Linked DNA regions of Homo sapiens: region 1 is linked to region 2. The links are chromatin loops, found by intact Hi-C in ENCODE. Cell type or tissue: A673. All regions are shown on one strand. Each heading gives the region's core, and the rest is flanking DNA. Links, peaks and the distances in the headings are about the cores only.

Region 1 (8,391 bases), core at 2,232-7,231, 77 kb before region 2:
AACTGGATATCCATATGCAAAAGAATTAAACTAGATCACTCTCTCTTGTCATATACAAAAATCAAATCAAAATGGACTGAAGACTTAAATCTAAGACCTCAAACTATGAAGCTCCTACAAGAAAACATGAGGGAAAATCTCCAGGACATTGGTCTGGGCAAAAAAATTTTAGCAATAACCCACAAGCACAGGCAACCAAAGCAAAAATAGACAAATGGGATCACATCAAATTAAAAAGCTTCTACACAGCAAAGGATACAATCAACAAAGTGAAGAGACAACCCATGGAATGAGAGAAGATATTTGCAAACTACCCACGTGACAAGGGATTAATAACCGGAATATATAAGGAGCTCAAACAACCCTGTAGGAAAAAAACATAATAATTCAATCAAAATATAGGCAAAAGATTTGAATTGACATTTCTTAAAAGAAGACATACAAATGGCAAACAGGCATATGAAAAGGTTCTCCACATCATTGATCATTAGAGAAATGCAAATCAAAACTACAATGAGATATCATCTCACCTCAGTTAAAATGGCTTATATCCCCATAAAAGGAACGAGATCATGTCCTTTGCAGGGATATGGATGGAGCTGGAAGCCATTATCCACAGCAAACTAACACAGGAAGAAAAACCAAACACTGCATGTTATCACTTATAAGTGGGAGCTGAACAATGAGAACACATGGACATAAGGAGGGGAACAACACACTCTGGGGCCTGTTGCGGGGAGCAAGGGGAGGGAGAGCATGAAGATAAATAGCTAATGCATGCCGAGCTGAATACCTACGTGATGGTTTGATAGGTGCAGCAAACCATCATGGCACATGTTTCCCTAGGTAACAAACCTGCACATCCTGCACACGTATCCCAGAACTTAAAATAAAATAAAATGACTTATATCCAAAAGATAGGCAATAACAAATGCTGGCAAGGATGTGGAGAAAAGGGAACCCTTGTACACTGTTGGTAGCAATATACATTAGTACAACCACTATAGAGAACTGTTTGGAAGTTCCTCAAAAAAACTAAAAATTGGGCTACCATATGATCCAGCAATCCCACTGCTGGGTATATACCCAAAAGAGAAGAAATCAGTACATTGAAGAGATATCTGCACTCCCATGTTTATTGCAGCACTAAGTGTCCATCAACAGGTGAAAAAATAGATAAAGAAAATGTGGTACATATACACAATGGAGTACTATTCAGCCATAAAAAAGAATGAGATCCAGTCATTTGCAGCAACATAGACGGAACTGGAGGGCACTATGTTAAATGAAATAAGCCAGGCACAGAAAGACAAACATTGCAAGTTCTCACTTATTTGTGGAATCTAAAAATCAAAACAATTGAAGTCATGGACATATAGAGTAGAAGGATGCTTGCCAGAGACTAGGAAGGGCAGTGGCGGCCTGGGGGGTAGGTGAGGATGGTTAATGAGTACAAAAAAAATAGTAAGAATGAATAAGACCCTACTATTTGATAGCACAGCAGGGTGACTACAGTCAATAATAACTGTATGTTTTTAAGTAACTTAAAGAGTGTAATTGGATTGTTTGCAACTCGATGGATAAATGCTTGAGGGGCGGATACCCCATTCCTCATGATGTGCTTATTTCACATTGCATGCCTGTATCAAAACATCTTATGTACCCCATAAGTATATGTACCTACTATGTACCCAGAAAAACTAAAACTAAAAATAAATATTAAAAATATATACATAAAGAAAAGTTTATATAACAGCACCATTTACATTTTCATGGATATCACTGTGGTGTTTTTTCTATGTATAGATATGCATATTTTTACCAAAACAAGAAAATACAGCACATGCCTTTTTATTTTTTGTTTTTCATTTTTTTATGTACAGTGGGTTATGAACATCTTTCCAGGTCATTAAACATTCCTCTACAATATCACTTTAATAATAGCTTAGTATTCCATTGTTCAATTTAGCCAATACCCTAACCTAGATTTAGACATTTACATTGTCTTCATTTTTCATCATTACAAACAACACTGCAATGAACAACCTTTCAGACAATTTTGCATACTTCCATATTTCTGAAACATTCAAATGTTATAAAAACTCCTTGAAATCCACCTTAAAAATATAGCAAATCAATACATTTTCCTTAGGCCTCATTTTCTCTGTGGCTAATATCAAAATAACTGGCCAAAAAATAGCACTTCGGAAAACTACTTAGATGATTAAGTTTCTCAGAAAGAGCTCATGTTTTTACCACTTGGTCACAATGGGAACTAGATGAGAGAAAAGCATAAAGCAAATCAAACATCTTTCACATAGATAACAGCTATAAGAGGATGTTTCATTGGGAGTTTTGAATGAGACACTTGGACATCAGATACCAAAATGACTTGTAAAATAGACTACCATGAGGAAATTTCATAGTAGGAGAATAAGTACCAGTTACATATTTCATCCATGCCAAGGATATAAAAGGAGAGTGTTGGAAATTAAGATAATTCATAAGAAGAATAAATTTTTACCTTTTGGAAAGGACTGAATTCTGAGTCTCACCATTGTGTTTTCCAAGGGGATGAGATGGGATGGGGGCACTCCCTTCTATCCTTAAGTCAGGTGAGATGGGCTCCAAGGCATGGCTTGGAAAGCTTAATACGTGTTCAACAGCAAATGGCATACAGTGAACCGCTGGTTGACTCACACTTTAGAAAGGCAATGTAAATGGAGACATTAGATTAAAGGGCTGCATCTAGCAAGTAACTACACTGCCCTCCAGTAACAGTTCAAAGGTGTATAAATCCCAGGGATCAGATGTCAACCCCGCCTATGAAGGCAGCCTGCTGACTGTGGATGGAGCCTCCAGAATGAAGAAGCTGTGGGGTGTGTCATCAGAGCAAAGATGGAGAGAGGATGGGGGCAATGCCCAAATCAAAAGGGGGCCCAGTCGAGGGTCCCTGCATAACCCACAAAAATGATGCTGTGAGACAATCATCTTTAAACATTTGACCAGAGATCACAAAGCCACCCTGAAACAGGGTCAGCAAATAGGAACGCTTTTGCTCGTCTTTCCCTTCCTCTCTTCCCCTGCGCCAAGTCCAAAGTGGTCAGGAAACTTGGACAGCAAGCTAGGGAAAGAGAAGCAGGAAAACAGAGACATTTAACTCTAATTCACATTTGGAATATCTGGGACCCAACAATTTTAACTGAATTGAGTCTGGATTTGCAAATTAAAGTCATCTCAGAACTGTCTTTGTCCTATGAGTAGCCAGGGAATCTTGGGGCTTAACCAAATTTTTATCCAGTGGCTACAGAACTTTCTCCACAAAACAAAATGTAAAGGGACAATGGGCAACCAAAAAAAATTATGCTTTCTGATCTCATCCCAAGTCTTATCTATTTGATGTACCAGTTACACGGCTAACATTTTTAGAAGTTACATAGGCCAAGAACTAGACTAAACTTTTTATGCATAATTTAACTAAATCCTCCATGAGTAGGTACTATAATTATCCCCATTTTATAACCAAAGAAACTAAAGTCCAAAAACAAAATAACTTATCTCGGATCACACATTTATTAAAATCAAATCCAAGCCTGTTTGACGCTGCAACACATGCTTCGAACCATTACCATGGTGAATTATTCATAAACACTTTGGTATACAAAAGAAAACTCAAATTATAAAGATCAGATTATCATATCATCATTAACCCAAATATATAGCATGTGTAAGAAAAACTGCCAAAATACAATATTATAAAATCACAATGGCAAGCAAAATGCTTGATTTTTTTTTTATTACTCAGGGCTTAGAGCCACCTAAAAGGTTTCAGCAATATTATATTGCATACACGTTACAGATTAAACATGCCCGTGGACTGTCCCCGTGTAATCACTATAATATTTTATTATAGAATACCAGCATAGGTCCTGATCCCTAGCTCTTGGTAAACATGAGTAGCTGGAATCCATTGTTGTAAGGGCTTAACATCCCGTATGCGTGGTCTCAGCCTGAAAGAGAGTTTTCCAGGGCCTGACATCAATAGAAACTTCTTTGCTGTAGATTTTATTTTTATGAATTGGGATCAACAAAATGAGCATACAGTGACTGCAGGTATTAGGGAATGCTTTCATCAACTAAAGCCGACTGGAGGAGGGAGAGGGTTATCCAAACAGCTCAGCTGTACGTCTCTGCTAAATATGACTTAATCCCAGTTTATAAAAGCACCTGTGTTTTTTGTCATAGGGTTTAGTGCTGCCAACCACGCCAAACAATGCCAACCCCTGTGCAGCGGGTAGAGGGAGAGAGTTAAATGATGCCTGTCAATGTCTAGAGGGATTAAGATGATATAGGTTCATTTTCACAAACATCCTAGGCTACATTTTGAATATGCCTTTCCAGAAATGAAATTCTACAGCACCATCTACCACCTCCACTCCTCATGGCAGGCTTACCTCATCTCAGGGGACAGGGCTGTATTTTCTCCCCTGCCTTCCCTGGAATGGATACTTCTTTCTTCCTTTTTTGGAAAAAAAATTGAATAGTGCTTTACCCCTGAGAAGCTCTTAACAAATTGTTAGTTGCACCACTTCTTTTGGGTTTCCTTTCACTGACATGTCAAAATGTAAATCATCTTTCCTCCTAGACACAAGGCTACTGACACTCGAGCGTAAGATCATCAGTTCTTCCCTTCACTGGTCTCATCAGCCCACCCTCCTCCTGTCTCGCTGTGATTCTATTCATCCTCTTTCCATTGCCTTTATCCCAAGCTTGAGGGCAATCGCCAAACTCCCTTAGACTTGACGCAACCAAGAAATAAAAGCTTGTCTGAATTAAAAGCATTTCCTGGTACTAAGGAAAGATTTTTCTGCCTTCCACAGCGGAACAATGGTCACATTAAAAGATATGCCACACAAAAAAAAACGAACCTGGATGTCTGCAAACTTAGCCAAGGAATCAGAATCTGAAAATTTATAGTATGTCCCCAAGAACTCCCGAATCCTTCGCCCTTCTCTGAGAACCATCCTTCGCCCTTCTCTGAGAACCGCTATGCAGAGCTTTGAGTGACAGGCATAATGGTACAAGCCACGATTTAAATTCTGCTTGCCTCATTCTTTGCATAGACAGCAACGGGCTGATAGAATGCAACTGAAAACATAATTTAGATGGGAAAATACAAAACGTTTTTCCCAGGAAAGGGGGAGGACGGGAACATGGCTTGATCCAGCCAGCAGAGGGCGCAACTTACACATATAAGTATAAACCAGCCTTCGCTGGAAGCTGTAAGGTCTCCTGCGATTTTTATCACAAATTTCCCATTTTTGAAAACCATATCCAAGCTCCCTTGGACAAAACTCCGGTAGAGTCACTCAGCTGTCCCCTCCTGTCTAAATAAGACTATTTTCTACTTCCCCCAGGTCCAGCCACTCAAACTGCCACTTTTCTATCCCTGGCTCTGGCATGGGAAAGAAGGAAGATCAAGTCCTTCAAAAACAGCTTCCCAGAAAGAGTGACCTGTATTCCCAAGTAGCCTTCATTTGTTTAAGAGACTTGCACCTAGCATTTCTTGATCAAAGCTAATGCGCTGTAAATTTCTTCATTTAACAGACTTAGTCTGTTCAACTCTTGACACTGGGAATTGGGATTTCCCAGAACTATTAGCACTGCACAGTAGGCGCTCCATGCCGGCCAAGAACGGGGGATTAACAGGTATTTGTCTCAGCTAATTTCACTCTCTATACCGGGTCTATAGAGACTGGGGCTTCTTGGCGGAGTGTGTGCCACCCTGCTAATTGGCTACGAATGTAACTACTCCAGCATGCCAATGGACCGGGGGTACTCCACAGCCTTAAGAGGCTGGAGGCAAATGGATCCTTACCATGGGCACTCAGGAAATTTGAGGGTTGCTGGGCAGGACCGTAATTGTAAATGATTCATTTGCCAACTTCCACCTCCTGCTGTCTATCAAACTTCCATCCCTGTCGACCATGTGCAGATAGTTCTAAACATTTTACTCAATGACAGTTGCATCCATGAAATCCCGTAGTAACAAGGAATTTCCATATATTCTATTCAGAATGCATGTGCAGAATCAAAAGTCCTATAGGTAGCTCCCATAAAATGCATAATTCCCTGAGCTAGGTAAAATCATTACATCCATCAGGATATTCACAGATTATACGAATCATTTCTGGAAAGAAGATGATAAATAAAGGGACGGTTGTTAGTCTCTTTTCACATGCCCTATTCTTCCATTTCTTGCTGATAATCAGACTCTCTTAGTGATATATCCTACTTCTAAAGTTTCTGATAAAGGAATTGAGGAGTCAAATATTAAATGTTTTAGTTATCTATTGTTGCATAACAAATTATACCATGCTTAGCAGCTGAAAACAACATTTATTATTTCCTAGTTTCTGTGATCAACCAGGATCAATTCAAGAGCAGCTTAGCTAGGTGGTATTGATTAAGTCTTTCATGAGGTTGCAATCAAAATGTTGGCCAGGGTTGTAGGTATCTCAAGACCCAACTGACGGAGAATCCACTTCAAAGATCACTCATATGGCTGGTGGCAGGCCGTAGAAAATCCACTTCCAAGCTCACTAACGTGGGCCTCTCCACAGGGCTGCCTCCCATGCTATGGACTGCACATTTATGTTCCCTCAAAATTCATATACTGAAGCTCTAACTCCCAGTGTGGCTTTATTTGGAGATGGGGCCTCTAAGGAAGTAATTACAGTTAAATGACATCATACGGGTGGGACCCTGATCTGATAGGATTAATGTCCTTATAAAAAAAGACACCAAAGTGCCAGCACTCTCCTCTCCTTTCTCTCTCTCTCTCCCACCACCCCCAACTCCAAGTCTCCCAGTGTGCAAACAAAAAAGAGATCATGAGATCATGCGAACACACAGAGAGATGGCGGCCACCCACAAGCCAAGAAGAGTGCTCTCACCAGGAACCAAACTGGCCTGCACCTTGATCTGGCATTTCTAGCCTCCAGAACTATGAGAAAATACATTGTTGTTTAAGCCACTCAGTCTATGGTATTTTGTTTTGGCAGCCCAAGCAGATTAATACACCCTACAAAGAATGAAGAGTCCAAGAGAGAGCACCCTGAGATGGAAGCCATAGTATTTTTATAACCTAATACCAGAAGTGGCATCCCATCACTTCTATGGGATAGAATATAATCCCATATTCTATTCATTATAAGCAAGTCAATAAGTCTAGCCCATACTTAAGGTGAGGGAATTTTAAAAGGGGATGGATATGAGGAAGCAGAGACAACTGAGGGACATCTTGGAGTCTACCCACCATACTACATAAGAGCTGATTTACTGAATAAAAACACATCTATGGTTATACTATTACAATTACATGTATTATGATACAAGCAGTACATGTTACCTGTAAGAAGACAAAACTGGATTTCATACAATGGGTGCATTTTGAAAGCTGGCTCATAATTTGGGAGTCCACTGCTTTATAATCATGTTCACACATGTGCTCTTAGTTTTTTTTCCCCCTTTTCTGATCCTCTGAGTAGATATGTGCATATGGATACCACTTCCGGTGCCATAAATGTTGCCAGTGGAATGTGTGTAGTTCACCATTCCAAGCTTGTTGTCTGGGCTGTCTGCCACATCTGCCACCCAACAGTAAACCTCTTATTACAAAACCCATCTTTCTATCAGATGGCTACACCCTTGATTGATTAATTGAGCCCCTCTCAACACTGTCATAATGATAATAATAACAATAATACATTTCCAAGTGTGTTTGCTTTACCATGATGAACTGTGGTTTTCATTATCATTTAACTACTACATAGACCTTGGAATATAATATCATTCATCTCACCTTTATTCCTACATCTGTAATAATACTTGAAATAGAAACTTCCTCAAAGATAAACAGTACGGGAATAAAAGTAAGTAAATGGTAGGATGAAAATATTCTATGTCAGGTTACTCTATCTTGTATAGTTCTTTTCAACAGATGAGCTTCTTGACTATGGTCCCTGAATTTCCTTCATTGTATGCACTGAAATGATACTAAATCTCTTAGGGGATATTTAATAATTCTATTGTATCAAACAAATCTAAGTGTCGTGTGTGTCATATAGAATGCATTTGACAGTACTCATCAAATTTTTAATTTTTAATTTGGCATTTAAACATAATGCCAACATAGTGGAATACTGAAATACCAAATTTTTAGTTAAAATTAAGGATTGCTGTTTGGAGTAATAAGATGGCGTATGTAAAAGTACCTGCTACAGCAGCAGAGAGCTCAAAATAATTTTTCAAATAAATTCTAAATAAATTTAGTTAAAATTAAATTCCAGCCATAAAATATAAAGCACAAACAAAAAGCAACTGAAGAGA
Region 2 (8,391 bases), core at 2,181-7,180:
AATCTTTCTCTAGCAACTGGCAGTACATAAAATGAAAATAATGTACCTAAAATGCTCTCACGATGTCATTTAAAGGCAGAATAAAATGGTGGCTGAATTTGTTATAGCACTAAGCTTTTATCATGTTAAAACAGTGCACAAGTCATCAGCATAGTTGAAGCAGTGAAATTTTTCAAAATAGTTCTGCAGTCCTTGCCAAGTTACAGCATCATTTTGAAACAACTCACAGTGAGCATAAAAATAAGGCTCTAAGTTCTTTCAGCATAAATTAAACAGCTTAATGTTATTGGAAAAATTATGCAAACAAAATTTAAACCTGATTATATAAGTACACATAGGATCTTTCAATGCAAGATGCCAAAATGCACATATAGAAAAGCATATTAGAAAAAAGTAGACAATTCAATAGAAAAATGGGCAAAAGACTTGATCAGACACTTCAAAAAAGTGGATATCCAAACGAGTATAATAAATGCAGGGAAAGAGCCCCACTTAGCCATCAAGGAAATGCAAATTAAAACTATAATGCCATATTACCACAAATCTATAAAATAGCTAAAATCAGAAAGACAGACAATACCAAGTGCTGACAAGGATGTGGGCAACTAAAACTTTTTCTACATTGCTGGAGGAAGAGTAAATTGGTTCAAACACTTTGGAAAACTGTCAATATCTATTAAAGTAGAACATAAGCATTCCCTATGAGGCTGCAATTCCATGCCTAGTTTCATACCCAAATGAAATGCATGCAAATATCCACTGAAAGGCATGTACAAGAATGTTTAACACTATTCATAATACCCCAAAATGTAAGACAACCAAATATCCATCAACAGGAGAATGGGTAAGAAGAGTGTAGCATACTCACACAACGGAATACTGTATAGTAAAGAGAATAAACTAACTACAACTATGCAAAACCACCTGACGAATCCCACGAACAAAATGTTGAGAAAAAGAATCCAGCTACAGAAGAGCATGTACTGTATGATTCCATTTATATAAAGTTGAAAAGCAGGCAAAGCTAATCTGTGGTGTTAGAAATCGGGATAGTGGTCACTCCCAGAGGGTAGTGACCGAGGCAATACAAAGGGCATCTGGGGTTCTGGTTACGCTGGTTTGTTCATTTTAGGAAAATTCATCCATCTTTTCGATTATAATTTGTGTGCTTTTCTGTATATAGAGCACATTTCAATAAAAATGTTGCATGTTTAAGTGCTTAGTAAACCGTGATCTATGGGTATTGCAACACAAATGTAAATTCCATGAAGGGAAGAGATATTTGTCTCTTTTATTCATTGATGTACCCCAAGCACCTAGAATAGTGCTTGATAAATAGTAGGTGCTCAACTGATATTTTCTGAATGAATGATAGATAAGCAAACTGCTGCAAACATATCAGTAGTACTATTATCTGAAACAGCTGAAATAGGATCCAAGAGTCTACATATCTTATGAATCTGTTCAAGAGCATATGTTATGTCAAGTCTGCAATTCATCAGCATAAGTGAATGGATTTGTGTATTTGTCCTTTTTGCCTATTTTTATGTATATGTTCTTCCAGATGACTATGAGGAAGGCTCTTGTATATAAACACTTACCACTTATTCAACAGGAACACAGTCTTTAAGTATGTTGATAAGTTTTAATTTATGACCCAAAAGTCAATAATAAAGTGGTAAGCATTTTACTGAATAAATTGGAGAAATAGCAACTTGTATCAATGCTGGCTCCACACTGCTTTCAACTACACTAGTTCTTATTCTATTTAGACAAGCTCTAAGCATTAGTGTGATGTCAGCATTTTTCAAAATAAGGTTGAATGACGCCAGGCAAACTGTCAATTTTATTAAGGAGCATTCCTTAAATTGCAAACTTGTCAGAACTTTTTATAATTATATGGCAGCAAGTGTCATAATTTCCATTTTATACTGGAGGCCAATGGCTGTCTCAAGGGAAGGTGCTAATACTAATTCTTAAAATAAAACATGAAATCAATATGCTTTTATAAAGAAATTTGTTGCAGAGACAAATTTCCATTTTCTTCTTCTTCCTTTAATAATGAAACACTTTTCAAGACCAGTCTGGCCAACATAGCAAGACCTTATCTCTACAGAAAAATTTAAAAATTAAAAAATTAGCCAGTCATGGTGGCATGTGCCTGTAGTCCCAGCTACTTGGGAGGCTGAGGTGAGAAGATCACTTGAGCCTGGGAGCTCGAGGCTGCAGTGAGCCATGATCCAGCCACTACACTCCAGCCTGGGAAACAGAATGAGACCCTGTCTCAAAACAAGAAGAAGAAGAGGAAAAAGAAGAAGAGGAAGAAGAAGAAGAGGAAGAAGAAGAAGAAGAAGAAGAAGAAGAAGGAGAAGGAGGAGGAGGAGGAGGAGGAGGAGGAGGAGGAGGAGGAGGAGGAGGAGGAGGAGGAGAAGGAGAAGGAGAAGGAGAAGGAGAAGGAGAAGAAGAAGAAGAAGAAGAAGAAGAAGAAGAAGAAGAAGAAGAAGAAGAAGAAGAAGAAGAAGAAGAAAACACTTGAGTTTTAGTTTGAACAAAAACCATCTAGCCAAAGATTACATGTCCTGGCCTCTCTTGAAGTCAGGTGTGATCACGTGACAAAGTTCTAGGGATTGGGATGTGAGCGGAAATCTTATGTGCCTCTCCTGGGTCATGCCTGTAAAAGGAATGAGTGTGGTATCCTGCTGTCCCTTTCCATCTTCCAACTTACTAGAGTGTGAACTCATAACCATCCTAGACCATGACCAGCAAGTCACATGTTGAGGCTGGCAATACAACAAGACAGAATGTGCCTGGACCTCTGAACGACCTAATGAAGCAAAGCCATCCTCCCAGCCCTGGACTGCCTTCCTCAGGATTATTACATGAAACAGAAGTTAACTCCTATGTTGTTTAAGCCAAAATATTGTAGGGTCTCTTTGTTATCGCAGCCTACATTAAACTCTAATGAATACGAACTCTGCTAACTAAAACATCTCTGAAATAGAACATAGTACACTCATTTATACAGCTTTGTTTCTCATTTCTCTACTCCCTGAAGGTGGCAGGCAGAAAAACAGCCCCCAAAATTTCCATGTCCTAATCTCTGGAACTTGTAAATGTCACCTTACATGGCAAGAGAGGCTTTGCAGATGTGATTGTGGATCTTGAGATGGGGAGATGATCCTGCATTATCCAGGTGGGCCCAACGCAATCACAAGGGTTCTTAGAGGGAGGCAGGAGAGTCAGAGTGAGAGGTGATGTGAGGACTGAAGCAGATGTCGGAATGATGTACTCTGAAGATAGAGGAAGGGGCCATGAGCCAAGGAATGCAGGTGGCCTCTAGAAGCTGGAAAAGGCAAGGAGACTCATTCTCCCTTAGAGCCTGCAGAAAGACCACAGCCCTGGTGACACTTCAACTTTGGCCCCATAAAGTTCGGGTCAGACTTCTGACCCCCCCGCGAACTGTAAATGTGTGTTGTTTTTAGCCATTAACTTTGTGGTAAGTTTTTGCAGCAGTGACAGGAAATGAATATACTGAATATGCTTCCACTACATGGATCTTGTTTCAGTTTTTCAAACACGTCAAGTTCTTTCAGGCTGTAGAATCACTGTCCGTGCTACTCCCACTGTTTGAATGCTCTTTTCCCATATTATTGCAGGTTCCTTCTTGCCATGAGGGCTCATCTTAAATGTCACCTCTTCAGAGAGGCCTTCGCTGCCCATCTCACCTAAAGCATTTATCCCTGTTATTCTTACAGTAGACTGTTATTTTCTATTATAAAAACCCATGGTTTAAAATTATTTAGTTGTCTGTTTACTTATTTACTATTCATCAACCCTAGTAAACTGTGAGTTCCATGAAGCCAAGGATTACGTATGTTTTCTTCATTATTTGTGAATTGTGGACCTGATATGGGCTGTCCCATAAATATTTGTTGACTAGATATTTACTATTAGAAGCAATCATTTTGGCAATAGAGAGAGTTACACTGTTACAAGAGTTACACTGTTGCAAGAGAGAGAGTTACACTGTTACACTGTTATCAAGTTTTGAAATTACAAATAAATGCTAAAAATGAAACTGAAACAAAGTATGAAGTCCTCAAAAAAAAAAAAAACCCAAAATGTCTCTGATTGTTTTTAACATTTGAGAGAATAGCTTACAAAAAAAAAAGAACAATGAGAGGTCAAAAATTCCTTTAAAGCATCAGAAATTGTATCAGAAGATACAAATTTTAGCTGGCTAGAAATCCTTTCCAAATTGTACACATACTGGTTTAAAAAAAACAGAAAAGCTTTTAGGTATTGCTAATGATTGACTTTGGAACTAAAATGTCTCATAATTTGCCTTGTGTGTTATAGATGAGTTTACATTCAGATGAGTTATAACACTCCATGGTGAGCTATTACAAATTGTTACCATTTGCAACTATTTATCCGTATGAGTTAAAATTTTTTACATTATACAGCCAAAGCAAAATACAAAAGTAAATCGGCTACTGAAAGCATGATCTCAAAGAGATATTTGTATACCCGTGTTCATAGCAGCAGTACTCACAATAGCCAAAAGGTGGAAACAACCCAAGTATGGATCAATGTGAAGTTTGCCCTCAAAAATCATTTTGTCAAGCTTATATAATAATCTAAACCCTTATGGATGTGGATGAAATAGCCAAATATCTACTTATAGTATTTAATTATTAATTATACATACTTATTTAATATCACATATAATATAAACTGAATGTTAATTTCAAAATATTTCTCTTTTCCCCCATTCACATTGCATAAAATAATGCTATCCTCATTCCTTACATGCTTGTGATCACCAGAATCATGTTCTGAGTCTTTTCACAGCGAGATTCTAGAATCTCCAGCTGGGTTAATGCATACACTTGGGAGTACAGTAAAGGTTTTCCAAGTGGTACATTGGTGACAGTTTTAAAAGAATCTGTCCCCAGATCCTCAAATTTATAGACTCTTTTCCAAAAACCGACCTCCTGAAAGTACATTTATGATAGAGGAGCAGGTTCTCATGTCTGCCTCCCCTTTCATAGTCTCCCCTTTCTACCTTTACCATAGGATGTTGTACAAGCATGTAAAAACCTCCAGGGTGCCAAACAAAGGGTTAATTCCAAATACGGTACCGGCATCAGTGTCGAGAAGGTGAAAGACCTTAATGACTACATAACAAATTTTTTTGCACTTAAGGTGGTTTCTAAGTCTTTGCTTTCAACAAAATTGAAGGAAGACCAAATTGAGTTGTCAGCTAACAGACGATTAAAAATAATTTCTGATGATAGATTATCATGTGATTTTTGGCATCTAACTGGGAGAAAATTCAAAGACTTAAGTGACATAGCTATAAACAAAACTCTTTCCATTTCCAACTTTCTGTTTATATAAACAAGTTTTCTCAGAACTTCCATTTACAGAAAATGAAAATAAGTGGCCGGGTGTGGTGGCACTTTGGAAGGCTAAGGCAGGAGGATGGCTTGAGGCCAGGAGTTCAAGACCAGTCTAGGCAACATAGCAAGACCCCGCTTCCACAAAAAAAGAAATTAGCTGGGCGTGCTGGTGCACACCTGTAGTCCCAGCTACTCAGGAGGCTGGGGTGGAAGGATTGCTTGAGCCTCAGCGATCAACACTGCAGTGAGCAGCCTAGGTGACAGAGCAGGACTCTGTCTCTTAAAAAGAAGAGAGAGAGAGAGAGGGAGGGAGGGAGGGAGAGGAAGGAAGGAAGGAAGGAAGGAAGGAAGGAAGGAAGGAAGGAAGGAAGGAAACTAGTAATATAACTGATGCCAAATGCAGTCTCATTCTGGCAATGAATAATATTTACTTTTAATACATCAATTAAGGAGAAAAGGTCTCATCTATCTCATTGAGAGATTCTTTTCCAATATAATTTTTTAAGTTTGATAAACATTTACCAAAATTTGTCAAATATTTGTAATTTGATCAATTGTATAATTTGATCCACTGTGTAACTCTATCTGGGATCAATTTGGTAACATGCCTTATGATCACGGGGAAAATTTTTTCACATTTCAAATACACACACATGCACACGTACAATTTGTTGCCAAGAAATATGATAGAGAGACTTCCCTGTGTTAGGATAAAATTCTGTGAGGAAAATGAAATGTAATTATTATTACATAGAAAATTATAACAACATAAATTTTTAAAATAATTTGTGAGCTTTTTTAGGGGAAGATGGGTTTATTGAATCATTATAGAATTTAGATTTCCTTAAACAAATTTAAAGACTGACATAGCAGTTTTATTCTATTTTTTTCCCAAGAGTGGCAAGCATTTGAAGCAGTTTTATTCTGAAATGTCAATATTTACAATATGCTAGAATTGCATCCTCTGTAACCACTTAACCTTGTGATTAAAACTTTAAATACCAATTTAAAGTATGAGAAAGTATATTGCTTTTCAAAATTCTCTCAGTGGCTTGACAAGTAAATAAGTTTGAAGCCCACAGTTCTCTAGAGTCTGCATCTCCATCAAATCCATTCTGTCTGAGATACATAATTATTTGAACCTGTGTATGATGCTGTCACTAGAAATTTTATCCCAACTAAAAGTGTCCATCTCCATAACATGAGAATATTGGATTTTTCATTCATCATGTACATGTATACTTAATGCTTTCTGCCCTAGAAAAAAAGATTATTTTTAAAGGGTTCATTTATAACATCATTCAGTATTTGGCAATGTGAGGTCATATACCCAGGCCTAATTACTGAATCCGTGCTAAATTTTTTTGCCTCCATTCTACAAATTTTATCAGGTGACTTCTGTAGAAGCACCACGCACTAACCGATTGTGCCACTGGAGCTCCAAGGTGACTTCTATAAACATCCAAAACTCTCAGGAGTTAAGATCATTTCAAACTAATATGTCTTGCCCAAATAGAGGTCATCCCATAATGAAAGAGGTTTTATAAGAACTCACATATAAAGTGATGCCTTCTTTTCTGAGGGATAATTTCAGGAGAAAACCTCACTCATATATGGGCATATGTGGTACACCAAAATATAAACAGTGATAGTCTCTATTATTTTTGGTATCTTCCAAATGTTATAGAGTGAATATGTATTATCTTTATAACTAGAAAGAAGAATGTATTATTAAATAAGAAGAGCTAGCCTAATAGTAATGAGCACCCCATGACCCAGATTGTGATTACTAAATACTAATTCCCACTAAAAGGAACCAGGACTTTTTGGAGAAATAGCAAGGACAAGAAAAATGTGTAAGATGAGCCTGGATCACCCTGTTATGCCAGAAAGCAAAGAAACTATAATAATCCTGGTGCTGTATCAAAAGAACTAGGGCGCCAACTTGAAGAGTCCATTAACCAAATAGGGGATAATTGGAATATCAATAATAATAACAATGGAAATTAATTTAAATGCATCAAATATTTGAAAAATCCATGAGTTCATAAAATCACTTAAAAAAAACTCCAAAATTAAACTCTTGTTAATCACCTTTGTGGATGCAAAGGAAGCAATTCACTTGTATAAAAACTGGTAAATAAAAGGAAAGAAACAAGCATTTATCTTGCCTTCTTTTAACAAAGGCTGCCTCACAGTAACCAAATAATAAATAAGGGAAAGTTTCTGTTCATAGAAGTATTCCAGCTAACAATCAAAGAAGGAATGACAGAATTAGAATAACCTCTAATGAATTAATGTACCTAAACAATGATCATTAATTGCTGTTAACATCACAGAAAGAGAAACCACTGGATACTATGTGTCTCCCGTATACAACACTCCTTATGAAATATTCTTGCCAAAGAATCAAACCTGAATCTGAGCAAGTCTCTGTGTTTAACTACCAATTTATCAATTTATGGAAAATACAGGAAACAAAATAAGATGTTAAATCTCAACGTAGGGATCCAACTGGCAAAATCTAGACCCTGGAAAATTCTACAGGTCAAGCAACCCAGATTCTTCGACAAATAAATAGGAAATTTTGAAAAACTTAAAGGACTTGTAGATTAAAAGAGAAAAGAGATATTGACAAATTGCAATGAATGGGCCATTTTTTTTTAATTTCAACTTTTATTTTAGATACAGGGTGTGCATGTGCAGATTTGTTACATGGGAATACTGCGTGATGCTGAGGTTTGAGGTATGGATCCCATCACCCAAGTAGTGAGTGTAGTACCCAATAGATAGTTTTTCAACCCATGCCACCCTCTAGTAGTCTGCAGTGTCTATTGTTCCCACGTTTATGTCCATGTGTGCTCAATGTTTAGCTCCCACTTATAAGTGAGAACATGTGGTATATGGCTTTCTGTTCCTGTGTTAATTCACTTAGGATAATGGCCTCCAGCTCCATCCTTGTTGCTGCAAATGATATGATTTCATT

The links. Hi-C counts contacts between places; a loop is a spot of excess contacts. Peaks named below come from ENCODE experiments on the same cell type or tissue, not always from the same donor. Only the 100,000 strongest peaks of a DNase experiment are listed, where the experiment ranks them.
Region 1: a loop joins it to region 2, with 7 times the contacts of the local background. A loop is called at or near these places in 2 of 110 quality-filtered maps.

Annotation. Positions count from the first base shown.
Region 1 is chrX:25,141,076-25,149,466 of GRCh38, reverse strand. No RefSeq gene overlaps it. Among named protein-coding and RNA genes, the nearest start is that of ARX, 130 kb to the right of the region's middle. In A673, for the core only: CTCF peaks have their summits at 5,017 and 5,216 (motif pointing right); DNase peaks (open chromatin) are centred at 4,716, 5,226, 5,726 and 6,766; H3K4me3 peaks cover 1,367 bases; H3K27ac peaks cover 2,867 bases.
Region 2 is chrX:25,063,636-25,072,026 of GRCh38, reverse strand. No RefSeq gene overlaps it. Among named protein-coding and RNA genes, the nearest start is that of ARX, 52 kb to the right of the region's middle. In A673, for the core only: a CTCF peak has its summit at 4,572; DNase peaks (open chromatin) are centred at 4,576, 4,866, 5,716 and 6,474; H3K4me3 peaks cover 605 bases; H3K27ac peaks cover 4,346 bases.